Linked DNA regions of Homo sapiens: region 2 is linked to region 1. A link is an interaction called in ENCODE POLR2A ChIA-PET data of the cell type or tissue named here. Cell type or tissue: A673. All regions are shown on one strand. Each heading gives the region's core, and the rest is flanking DNA. Links, peaks and the distances in the headings are about the cores only.

Region 1 (8,008 bases), core at 1,765-5,764:
GAGATATTTCCTCTATGAATTCGAACTGTTACTCTGGAGGATAGTTTTCTTTTTTCTGTCTTCTATTTTTTGTTTTGTTTGCTTTGGTTTGGTTGGTTGGTTGGTGGTTTTTTGTTTTGTTTTGTTTTTCTTTTTTAGTCTGAGTCTTTCTCTGTCGCCCATGCTGGAGTGCATGCAGCAGTGTGATCTTGGCTCACTGCAACCTCTGCCTCCCCAGTTCAAGTGATTCTCCTGCCTCAGCCTCCCAAGTACCTGGGATTACAGGCACCTGCCACCACGCCTGGCTAATTTTTTTTTTTTTTTTGTATTTTTAGTAGAGATGGGGTTTCACCATGTTGGCCAGGCTGGTCTCGAACTCCTGACCTCAGGTGATCTGCCCGCCTTGGCCTCCCAAAGTGCTGGGATTACAGGCGTGAGCCACTGCGCCCAGCCATTTTTGTTTGTTTGTTTTCTTATTTACCAGGGATGCTGTTAAATAGGATAGTTTTCTAATAAAACTTGCCCATTTTAAACAATCTATATGAATTCACATTTCTTTAGGTCATTTATGTAATTTTTATTAATTCTTCAGTATTCTGACTAGGAGCTCACCTATAAAGCCAAATTAGAAGCCTTAATTCAATAGTGTAAATATCTTTGTGTCAATTCCACACAGAAAGCAGAGATTTTGTCCTCATAACATGTTATCAAGGAGTTAATGCTAAATCCAAGCAGAACCCGAGATGTGCAGAAAGGATGCTGCTATCCATGGTGATTTAAGGAGAAAGCAGGTAGAACTAGTAAATGTGTCTCAAAAGTGATTCTCCAAGAGGGACTGGGAGAGTCTTGCCTTGTGAAAAGACACTTAGAGAATGCATAGCCAGATCTCTGGGTCCTTTGGTGCAAAGTCCACTGGGCATTTACACTTCTGATTTAGAAAATCAATCAACTGCCAAACTTATCTACTATGTGCGATCACTGAGCTTGACTTTAGGAACAAAGAAATCCAAGGGGGAGTTGGCAGCATCTTCAGAGCACCTCCTATATTCCGGGCACTTATGCATGTCATCTCATTGTATTCACATTAAGCCTGGGAGAGAGGTGTTTTATTCCATTATAGAAAGGAAGAAACTGTACTCAGATTGGTGAAGGGAGTTACCTGAGTTAGTTGGTTGAATTGTAACCCCCCTCAAAAAATCTACCCAAGTCCTAACCCCAGTACCTGTGATTGTGACTACATTTGAAAATAGGGTCTTTGCAGATGTAATCACATTATGACAAAGTCATACTAAATTAGGATGGGCTTCAAATACAGTGACCTGTGTCTTTACCAGAGAAAGCAGAAAGACACTTGGATGCATCTTACAAGCCGAGGAACACCAAGGATTGCGGGCAGGCACCAGAAACTAGGCAGAGGCAAGGGAGGACTCTTCCCTAAAGCTTTCAGGAGGAGCATGGCCCTCCCGTTGCCTTGATTTTCGACTTCTACCCTCCAGAACTTTAAGATAATAAATTTCTGTTGATTGATTGATTGATTTTTTGAGACAGAATCTTGTTCTAGTCGCCCAGGCTGGAGTTCAGTGGCATGATCTCGCCTCACTGCAATCTCTGCCTCCTAGGTTCAAGCAGTCAGTTCTCCTGTCAGCCTCACAAGTAGCTGGGATTACAGGCGTCTGCCACCACACTTGGCTAATTTTTGCATTTTTAGTAGAGACAGGGTTTTACCATGTTGGCCAGGCTGGTCTCAAACTCCTGACCTCAAGTGATCCACCTACCTCAGCCTCCCAAAGTGCTGGAATTACAGGCATGAGCCACCATGCCTGGCCAAATTTCTGTTGATTTAAACTACGAAGCTTGTGACAATTTATTACAGTCTTAGGACACAAAGATACCAGTGTCACACAGCGGCTAAGTAGCAGTGCTGGAATTTGATCCCAGTTGTTTGCTTTGCAAATACCAAACATAACCCATATACCATGATATCAAGGGGGGATTTTGTTGCCACATGATTTCTGAACCTATTCAAGGCTGTCCTAGACATTATGAGCCAAGGAGAAGTGGTAAACTGCCTGAATTCAACCTAAGAGTTACAGATGCCCAAGCTGCATTCTCTCAGAGAACTGATACATGGGGAGCTGCATAGAGGCATGGAAAGGTTGCTAAAGAGCTGGGTCCAGAGACCTACAGTGATATTGACCATAACAGGGCAAGGGCAAGTCATTTTACCTCCCTGGGTCTCAGTTTCCTGTTCCCATCAGAGGTCAGGTTAAATATTCCATGGGATCCCAGACAACTGTGTAACCAGTTGGCTGGCCCACCCCAGACCTTTTTAAAAAACTTTTTGGACAGGCGCAGTGGCTCATGCCTGTAATCCCAGCACTTTGGGAGGCCGAGGTGGGTGGATCACAAGATCAGGAGTTCCAGACCAGCCTGCCCAACATAGTGAAACCCCATCTCCACTAAAAAAATATAAAAATTAGCCGGGCATGGTGGTGTGTGCCTGTAATCCCAGCTACTTGGGAGGCTGAGGCAGGAGAATTGCTTGAATCCGGGAGGCAGAGGTTGCAGTGAGTTGAGATCGCACTACTACACTCCAGCCTAGGCAACAGAGCAAGTCTCCGTCTCAAAAAAAAAAAAAATTCAATAGCTGTAAGGGTTCAGTGGTTTTTGGCTACACAGATGAATTGTATAGTGGTGAAGTCTGAGCTTTTAGTGTACCTGTCACCTGAATAATGTACATTGAACCCAATAGTGAAACATTTTAATTTCTACTTTTCTTTCTTTCTTTGGTCAGTAAGTTTTATTTTAATTTTTTTTTAATGTTTTGCCATTGGATTAGTTACATCTCCATTTAAATGTTTCTTCTTGTATCTATTCATTTTCAGGCATTAGAAGTTAAAATAATGGAAATAGGGCTGGGAATGGTGGCTCATGCCTGTAATCCCAGCACTTTGGGAGGCAGAGGAGAGTGGATCACTTGAGCCCAGGAGTTTGAGACCAGCCTGAGCAACAAAGTGAAACCCCCATCTCTACAAAAAATAGAAAAATTAGCCGGCCATGGTGGCATGTGCTTGTAGTCCCAACTACTCGGGAGGCTGAGGTGGGAGGATGACTTGAGCCAAGGAGGTCAAGGCCTGCAGTGAGCTGTAATTGCTCCACTGGCCAGCCTGGGCAACAGAGTGAGACCCTGTCTCAAAAAAAAAAAAAGAAAAAAGAAAGAAAAAAAAAAGGTAATATATTTCAGTGAAGTGCACAGTATTTCTTTCTCCTTCTTGACAGCGGCTCACACTTTTAATGAAGGACCCAAGCCAGCACAGTGCTCTCGTAGCCACAGCAGGTGTAAAAGAGAAGTTGACTGTTTCAAAGATAAAAACGATGAACCGTTCCCAAAATAAACATTAATCTTTTGAAACCATCAACCATGCAGAGTAATGCAAATACTAAATTGGGTTGTTTTCCAGGATGACTTTTCTTTAAGAATGTCAAATGGCAAAAAAAAAAAATGCACCTGCTTTTACAGCTGCGACTCTGAACAGAATCAAGCAAAGTCCCCCAGTGATGCATCCTGTCCAATCTCATAGGTATAGAAAGGAGGCATTCTTAGCTAAGAAGAAGAACTGGGCTATTTTCACTTTGACTTGCCCTTCTTTGCGTGTGTTCAAAGTAGTGCTATTTATAAAAGTTCTAAAATCAAAAGATTAATACAGTCGAGGAACTTTTGAGGCACCCTCTTAGACACTGGCTCAGTTTCTTCTCTTTCAGCAAGCTGAGCTGCAGTGACTGCCAACAAGGAGAGAAAGAAGGTGATTGCACGTGAGAATGTAGAAACTGGAGCGCTTCTTTCCAGCCTCCTTTGTGAATTCTCTCAGAGGTGGAAAGCCCATGGCATCATATCACAATAGCCTCCTTCTGTCATTTTAAAATGCACAACCAGGATTGTTATCAACAATATTATTGTTATTATTATTTTTGTCATTTTATTATTTTGGTGTGGGAGAATCTGATTCCCTGAGCATAAATGTGGGGGGGCTGTGTGTGTGTGCACACATACACACACATACATATTAAATGACAAATTAAATGACATACTATCCATTGTTGTTGAATAAACAAGAAATGTTTTGTCAACTCTACAGGAGATGCCAATAGAATCAATAAATACAGAGTGAATTCGAAGAGCAAGGTACTATGCCAGCCATTTTGAAACAAAGATGATTCATTCGAAAGGTAAAGTGACTGCTAATGGGTATGAGGTTTCTTTTTTCTTTTTTTTCTTTTTTCTTTTTTAAATAGAGACAAGGTCTTGCTATCAGGTATGAGGTTTCTTTTTTTTTATTGTGAGACAGAGTCTTGTTCTGTCACTCAGGCTGGAGTGCAATGGCTTGATCTTGGCTCACTGCAACCTCTGCCTCCTGGGTTCAAATGATTCTCCTGCCTCAACCTCCCGAGTAGCTTGGACTACAGGCATGCGCCACCATGCCCGGCTAATTTTTTGTATTTTTAGTAGAGACAGGGTTTCACCATGTTGGCCAGGCTGGTCTCGAACTCCTGACCTCAACTCCTGACCTCAGGCGATCCACCTGCCTTGGCCTCCCAAAGGCGTGAGCCACTGCGCCCAGCCAGGTATGAGGTTTCTGATTGTGGTGATAAAAATGTTCTGGAATCAGTGATGATGACTATATCACTTTGTGAATATACTAAAAATCACTGAATTGTAACTTTAAAAGGGTGAATTTTATGGTGTGTGACTTGTTTTTGTTTTTGAGATGGAGTCTCATTGTGTTGTCAGGCTGGAGTGCAGTGGTACTATCTCGGCTTACTGCAGCCTCCGCCTCCCGGGTTCAAGCGATTCTCCTGCCTCAGCCACCGGAGTAGCTGGGACTACAGGCACACACCACCATGCCCAGCTAATTTTGGTATTTTTAGTAGGGGTTTCACCATGTTGGCCAGGATGGTCTCAATCTCTTGACCTCATGATCCGCCTGCCTTGGCCTCCTGAAGTGCTGGGATTACAGCACCACTGCACCCAGCCTATGGTATGTGAATTCTATCTCAATTTATACATACATACATGCATATATATAATTAAAGAATAGCTAGTATGTGCCAGAGAGTCTGTGCTAGGCATTGGGTAAATCATACCTAACCTGTTTGAGTTACTGACTCTGTGTCAGCCTGTATGCGAAGTTCTTTGCATACATCCTCTTATTTGATCTTTATAATCTCCTTGGAGGGAATGAGTATTGGTACCCCATTTTATAGCTAAAGAAATGGATTTAGAGAGTCCCTTGCTCAAAATCACATGTGAAGTTAGGTTTAATCATGTGAAACTGCCATTTTGTAGACAGTATTTATGTTCATATGTCATCAGTTTCTTATAGCTCAATCTAGTAAGTAGCTGTGTCTCTCTGAGTTTGTCACTGTGTACATCAGGAAACCACTCTAGCCAGATTAAGCAGCAAAGAATCATGAGAAGGTAAGAGCCTATGTCCATAAATGGCAATGTGTACTAAAAACGACTTCATATGAGTGAAGAAATAAGGTTATATTGTGTGAAGTCACAAATAATTTGAGGTTTATCTGTTATAGCACCTAGCACCACTTACCCTAATGAATGCACCAGGCCTATTGGACTCCAGAGGCTGTGTTCTTGTCCACTGGTAATTTGTCTCCTTCAGGGAGTTTAGAATCTGTTGACAGATACATGTACAATGTACTAGAATACTAGAATCAAAAATAGAAATTCCACTAGAGTGAAAGAAATAATGAATTATAAGGTTAACATAACAGAGAACACAAAAACCAGTGGCTTAACCAAACTAGGCCCTTATTCTTTTCACAAAGCAAGAAGTCTGAGGATACAGTCCAGAGTTAGAAGGTCATCCTCACAATTCCGTTAGCGACCCAAGATATATCTTCCTTTCCACACCACCATCCTTAGCGTGTGGCATTCTGTGAAGGAAGGATAAGTCAAAGGACAAAGGTGCATGCCAGTCAAATTAACCCCTTTTTAGGCCCCCTCTGAAGTCTCTCCCAGAAATGAACACTTGACAAGAACTATTTCAGTGGCTGCTTGTGATTTCAAGGAAGACTGTAAAATATTTTTTTTTATTTTTTTATTTTTAAAAACAGGATTTTTTTTTTTTGAGATGGGGTCTCACTACATTGCCGAGGCTGGTCTTGAACTCCTGGGCTCAAGCGATCCTCCCGCCTTGACCTCCCAAAGTGCTGGAGTTTAAGCTACGTGGCATGAGCCACGGTGCCCAGACTAAAATTTGATTATTCCTAAGATGGTGAAATTTATCACTCTGTACAAATTAGGATGCTGTTAGTAATGGAAAATGAGGAGTGAACAGTAGGAAGGCAACTAACACATTCTGCCTCATACAGGAAGAAAGTTCAAAAGCCTGGGTAGACAGAGACGGACAAATGTCTACTACAGGGATCAGCCAGGATTTACACCCAGGTTTGACTGCTCCAGAGCCAGTACTGTTAACTCCAGGTGATGCTGCCTCCTTCATGGAGTATATAGTGTAGAAATGTGTTTGCACTACTTACTGTGACATAAAGATATTATATTAGTTTCCTATTGTTGGTGTAGCATATTACCACAAACTCAGTAGCTTTAAATAACAATAATTTAGGGTTTTACATTTCCAGAGTTCAGAAGTCCAAAATCAGTTTCACTGGGCTAAAGTCAAGGTGTTGGCAGGGCTGGTTTCTTCTAGAGGCTCTAGAAAAGAATCCGTTTCCTTGCCTTTTTTTAACTTCTGGAGGCTGCCTGCATTCCTTGGTTCATGGCCCCTTTCTTGAATCATTCCAAGCTCTTGCTTCTGTGTCCCATCTCCTACTTTCATAATGAAATCTCCCTCTTCCTCCTTTTTATAAGGACACTTGTGATTACACTTAGTGCTCATCCAGATAATTTAAAATAAACTCTCCATCTCAAGATTCTTAACCTAATCCTATCTGCAAAAAAATTATTTTGCTTTATAGGGATAAAATCAAGAGGTTCCAGGGATTAGGACATGGATACCATTGATTGACATATTATTCAACCTACCACAAATAGTAAGTTAGAAATTATTAAGTGCAAGGAAAAAAAAAAAAAAAAAAGGATGACCACATTGGCAATTGCCTTGAAAAAGGAGCAAGCAAACTGAGAAACATAAGATTCAGAAGGCCAAAAGAGAAATACTACTTGGAGAGCCTGAAAGAAGAGTATAAACAATCTGGAAATGGAAAGATAACACAGACATCATGGGGAATAAGTAAAATAACCCTAAACTACAAACAGGCTGTGTCAGAGCTGAGGGGAAACTTTGAGACCGAGAGACCCAGTAAGGGTTTATCTCCAAAGCTAGACAAAATGTGGTTCAAGATTACTCATGGTGGCCAAGCGTGGTGGCTCATGCCTGTAATCCCAGCACTTTGGGAGGCTGAGGCAGGCAGATCACTTGAGGTCAGGAGTTCAAAACCAGCCTGGCCAACATGGTAAAACCCCATCTCAACTAAAAGTACAAAAAAAAAAAAAAAGAAAAAGAAAAAGAAAAATTAGCCTGGTGTGGTGGCACATGCCTGTAATCCCAGCTACTCAGGAGGCTGAGGCTCGAAAATCGCTTGAACCTGGGAGGCAGAGGTTGCAGTGAGCCAAGATCACGCCACTGCATTCCAGCCTTTGCAACAGAGTGAGACTCAGTCTCAAAAAAAAAGAAGAAGAAAAAGATTACTCATGGCCCTGGGAATGTCTTCCAAGCCTTTTGTACCCTCCTGTGTCCTTTCCAGTGATAGAAGGCGGCTCTGGCTCCTCTTAAAGTTTGGAGAGCCTCAAAATCAGTACTCAGATGAAGCAAGAGAGGTGCCTGGTGCCCACACTGACCCTGGACTTGCATCACCCTAAGTGTCTCCTTACTTCTTAAATTTTACACAACAGACACCTCACTTTCTCTCACCCCAGTCCCCAGCTCTGGATAGCTTATAGATAAGCAAGGCCTTGAGGTCTTGAGGAGTTTACCAAACCCTGAACAAT
Region 2 (4,000 bases), core at 1-4,000, 190 kb after region 1:
ACTTCTAAATTGAGTGAAAGATAAGGGGTAGATAAAATGGTTTTAAGATAAGCCCCAGAGTTGATGTGTTATTAAGACTATAGGAAAAATCTGCATCTTGAGAGATGCAGAAGCTGGGTAAAAGGGACATCTTGTGTAAGTTCAGTCTACCAAAAACAAGATTTGTTTCTCTATAGAGCAGTTACAAGAAAAAAGTAGACTTCTCTTCCTTAACCTGTTCTCTCATTTATCTTTGCTCAGAGGGTTGGCAGTTGTAAGACTTGAATTACTGAAAGCAAAGAAAGTTTCAGAATCACTGGTTTCTAAGGTTGAGTAAAGAGCATTTTCATAGCTTTAGGTTTATATGTATTAGAAATGTTACTTGTTTTGAGGCAAAGTGGGTGTACATGCATGCATGCATGCATACATACATATAGTCTTGATGGTATAACTTTCCATAGTTTGCATTTTCGTTTTTACTGAAATGGAAAAAAGAAGATAAAGGCTTTCTTATTGAAAAGATACAACAAATATGTATAGTTGAAAAATATAATTTGCTTTTGCTCAGGAAACTTTTTTTTAAATTGAGCAACTTTGTTTCTCTGTAGCCCTTACGTCGTCCTGACTCATCTGATGACCGTTATGTAATGACAAAACATGCCACCATTTATCCAACTGAAGAGGAGTTACAGGCAGTTCAGAAAATTGTTTCTATTACTGAACGTGCTTTAAAACTCGTTTCAGACAGTTTGTCTGAACATGAGAAGAACAAGAACAAAGAGGGAGATGATAAGAAAGAGGGAGGTAAAGACAGGTGTGTTTTGAAAGTTATTTACCATGTGTAATTTTGGTTTTTCTTATGTGGACTTCTTACATTTGAAATATAGCTTATGACTGGTAACTCTGGTGTGAGTTCTATGTGTTTTAACCATGCCTGTGTTCGATATTTCATGTATTCTGCAGCTGCTTGCAAAAATAGAAATACACAAGTTCCACGGACACATGTAGTGTCTAACCTCGTAATTGTACTCATTTTAAGTTTATATAAACTATTTTGAGTCTATTTCAAAGCAGCCATTATAGTTTTACAGTTGTACTCAGCTGCTGTTTTTCTGTTCTTATTTGTTTGTTGCTTCTGCCCCACACTCAGTCTTTGTTTTAATAACTATTTCCTTAAAGCACTGACTGTAAAGCATGATTAAGCCTAAGCTTTAGTAATGTCTTTATGTCAAGTTTGCATTATTAGCTGTAACTTTTTATTTTCCTTTTACCATTTGGAAATATTTTTGTATTACATTAAACATAACTCCTATTATTCTGACTTGTGAAATAAGAAACAGAAGTGTTAATGTCCATTGCTTTGCAGTTGTCTTTCTGTAAAGAACTTAGCTCTTTATTATTTTTTTTTTTTATCCACATTGCTTAAATGAAGTATAGTTCTAAAAATGCTGGATGTCTTTCTACTGCGGTTGATGGAAATTTTAATGGCACAAAAGTTATTTCACTTACTATTGTATGTTTACAGAATATCATGCTTCTGGTTAAGCAGAGAAATATCATAATATAATTTTATTTTACTGCAGAGCTTTGAAAGGAGTTTTGCGAGTGGGAGTATTGGCAAAAGGATTACTTCTCCGAGGAGATAGAAATGTCAACCTTGTTTTGCTGTGCTCAGAGAAACCTTCAAAGACATTATTAAGCCGTATTGCAGAAAACCTACCCAAACAGCTTGCTGTAAGTATTATGGAAATGTTCATTTTTACCCCTTGTCTGGTTCAGAAGTTTTTGGCGGGACTGACTGTGCTTCGGTTTAAACCTAAGCCAGCCTTTAAAATTTTGGCTTGACTTTCTGTATTGAGTTTTTTTGTTTGATTGTGCAAACTGATGAAACTATTTTCTACTTCATCTTTTTTAGGTTTTATAGTGATTATATTTGGCATGAAGCCATCTTGCTGATTTATTTAAAAATGTAAAATTGCAGCATATGCCTTCCTTCTCTTGTTCTTTTTCCAAGACTTGAATCATAAGAAGGCAGTTGTTAGGACAAAGTGATTTTTTAAAAAAAAAATCCCATGTGTAGCAAGGTTAAATTTTTTTAATTCATGAATCTCTTGCCTATTTAGTTTAATGCTTTTAATAAAATGTAGTAACTAAAATAGTGTTTCTGATTTTAATTTCCCCAGTTTTATTGTGAATATTTTCAGTTTTCTACATGTTTATAATGGTAGGAAATACTTCTCGTCTCCATCCAGCAAAACATGGCAATGCAAAACTAATAGAGTATTTTATTTGGGTCCTACAAAAACAAACTTTTTTTAAGCTTAAATTTATAAAAATTTTATATATTAGCTTGTCAGAATGACTGAGATTTAAAATAGTGATTCCTTTCATAATTGAGGGTATAAAACTAGCAATTTAATAAAGCATTCTAAATTCAAGGAATCAGCTTTCATTGGTAACATGTATTCTACAGTAGTGAATTAGAACAGTACCTTACTGTAGCAGAGCAACTGATGACAAAAGGGACAATGAAGCACACTATTAAACTTAAAACTGACAACTCTGCACTTACTGTTGCTTGTTTTATATTACCATTATTCCAGATGGGAAATTTTTTATTGTAGATGAGTCTTTTTTTTTAATTATCGGGAGCCAGGAGAATTGGCTGTGTTGTGTGTTTACTTCTTACTCCTGTTGAGGCTGCTAGGGCAATGAAGGGGGAAAATAAAAGGTTTGGAAGCCTTGGAAGAATCATAGAATTTGCGAGAAACATCTTGATCCTAATTGTGGTGCTTAGTAAAACTGCAAACCAAGGAATATATCATAACTAAATAACTAACAACCAGTTAAGCTAAAAGTGGAATACTCTTCAAACCCACCTATATAAGTGGATAAGCAAGTGAAATAAAATTAATTTATAGTTAATTTATACTATAGTAAGTGCTTTATATAGTTGATTCATTTAATCTTCCAGCCACCCTATAGGTTAGGTACAATTATTTTCTCCATCTTACAGAAATAGGTGCAGGATAGTTAAATAATTTGTCTATCATCGCATCACTGTAAAGTATCAGAGCTAGGATTTAAACCTAGATACTATACTGGAAATACTGTATGTAGTTTCTGTAGAGTCTTCATTTGTTCGTATAAAATGGAGCTTATTACCTGTCTACCAAATTACAGCAAATCCTGGTTTTTCTGGATATTGACTGAGACTTTCTGCTCCCTGATAAAATGTGTATTTCACAGAAAATGTACAATATGGGAATAAATTGTAGCTCCTATTAAGGTCAGGTAGCTATTTTAGCTTCATTCAAATTATGCAAATATATGTTATAAATATGGCAGTGTTTCTTTTATCCAAGAATTTATTATCTAAGAGAGATAGACCTATGTACAAATAACTCACAATACAAACAATGGTAAATATTAGTTCAACACAGAATTCTGAAAGTAGGGAGTAAGACTAATAATACTGGCATGTACGGCAGGGCTTCCTAGAAGGAGCAGTATATAATCTGGTCCTCATATAGAATGGTTAGGGTAGTAAGAGAGTGAAAGAGCCATAATGAAAGTGCTTTTGTTTGTTAATACAACAGATCCAATTTGTTTCTTATCATCTTCATTACACAGGTTATAAGCCCTGAGAAGTATGACATAAAATGTGCTGTATCTGAAGCGGCAATAATTTTGAATTCATGTGTGGAACCCAAAATGCAAGTCACTATCACACTGACATCTCCAATTATTCGAGAAGAGAACATGAGGGAAGGAGGTTGGAAAGCCATTAAACTTTCTACTTTCTATTAACTTTTTTTTTCATTTATCTACTCTTTAAGATGGCATTAAGCCCTAGAAGGCAACATGCTGGCATTACACGTGAATTTGATAGATTTGACTTATTTAGCAACCGGTTTTGCCTAAGATAATTTCCCACAGAGTAAATGCTCTTTTTAGTGATGTATTTTTATATAAAACACTATGGTATGATTGATTTTCTTGATTTCTTTCTTTTCTTGCT

What was found. Peaks named below come from ENCODE experiments on the same cell type or tissue, not always from the same donor. Only the 100,000 strongest peaks of a DNase experiment are listed, where the experiment ranks them.
Region 2: POLR2A ChIA-PET joins it to region 1 with 5 read pairs; 3 of 35 experiments call an interaction of 5 or more read pairs at or near these places.

What each region holds. Positions count from the first base shown.
Region 1 is chr5:32,568,752-32,576,759 of GRCh38, reverse strand. It overlaps LOC124900954 (a long non-coding RNA gene), which reads right to left. Exons shown (of 5, transcript XR_007058719.1): 5 at 5,028-5,669. Among named protein-coding and RNA genes, the nearest start is that of SUB1, 13 kb to the left of the region's middle. RefSeq lists a silencer at 64-234 and enhancers at 3,160-3,219, 3,510-3,599. In A673, for the core only: no CTCF peak of the experiment used is centred there; no DNase peak of the experiment used is centred there; H3K27me3 peaks cover 301 bases.
Region 2 is chr5:32,385,262-32,389,261 of GRCh38, reverse strand. ZFR (zinc finger RNA binding protein) reads left to right here. Exons shown (of 20, transcript NM_016107.5): 13 at 588-793; 14 at 1,563-1,713; 15 at 3,613-3,754. Among named protein-coding and RNA genes, the nearest start is that of MIR579, 7.2 kb to the left of the region's middle. In A673, for the core only: no CTCF peak of the experiment used is centred there; no DNase peak of the experiment used is centred there; H3K27ac peaks cover 1,056 bases.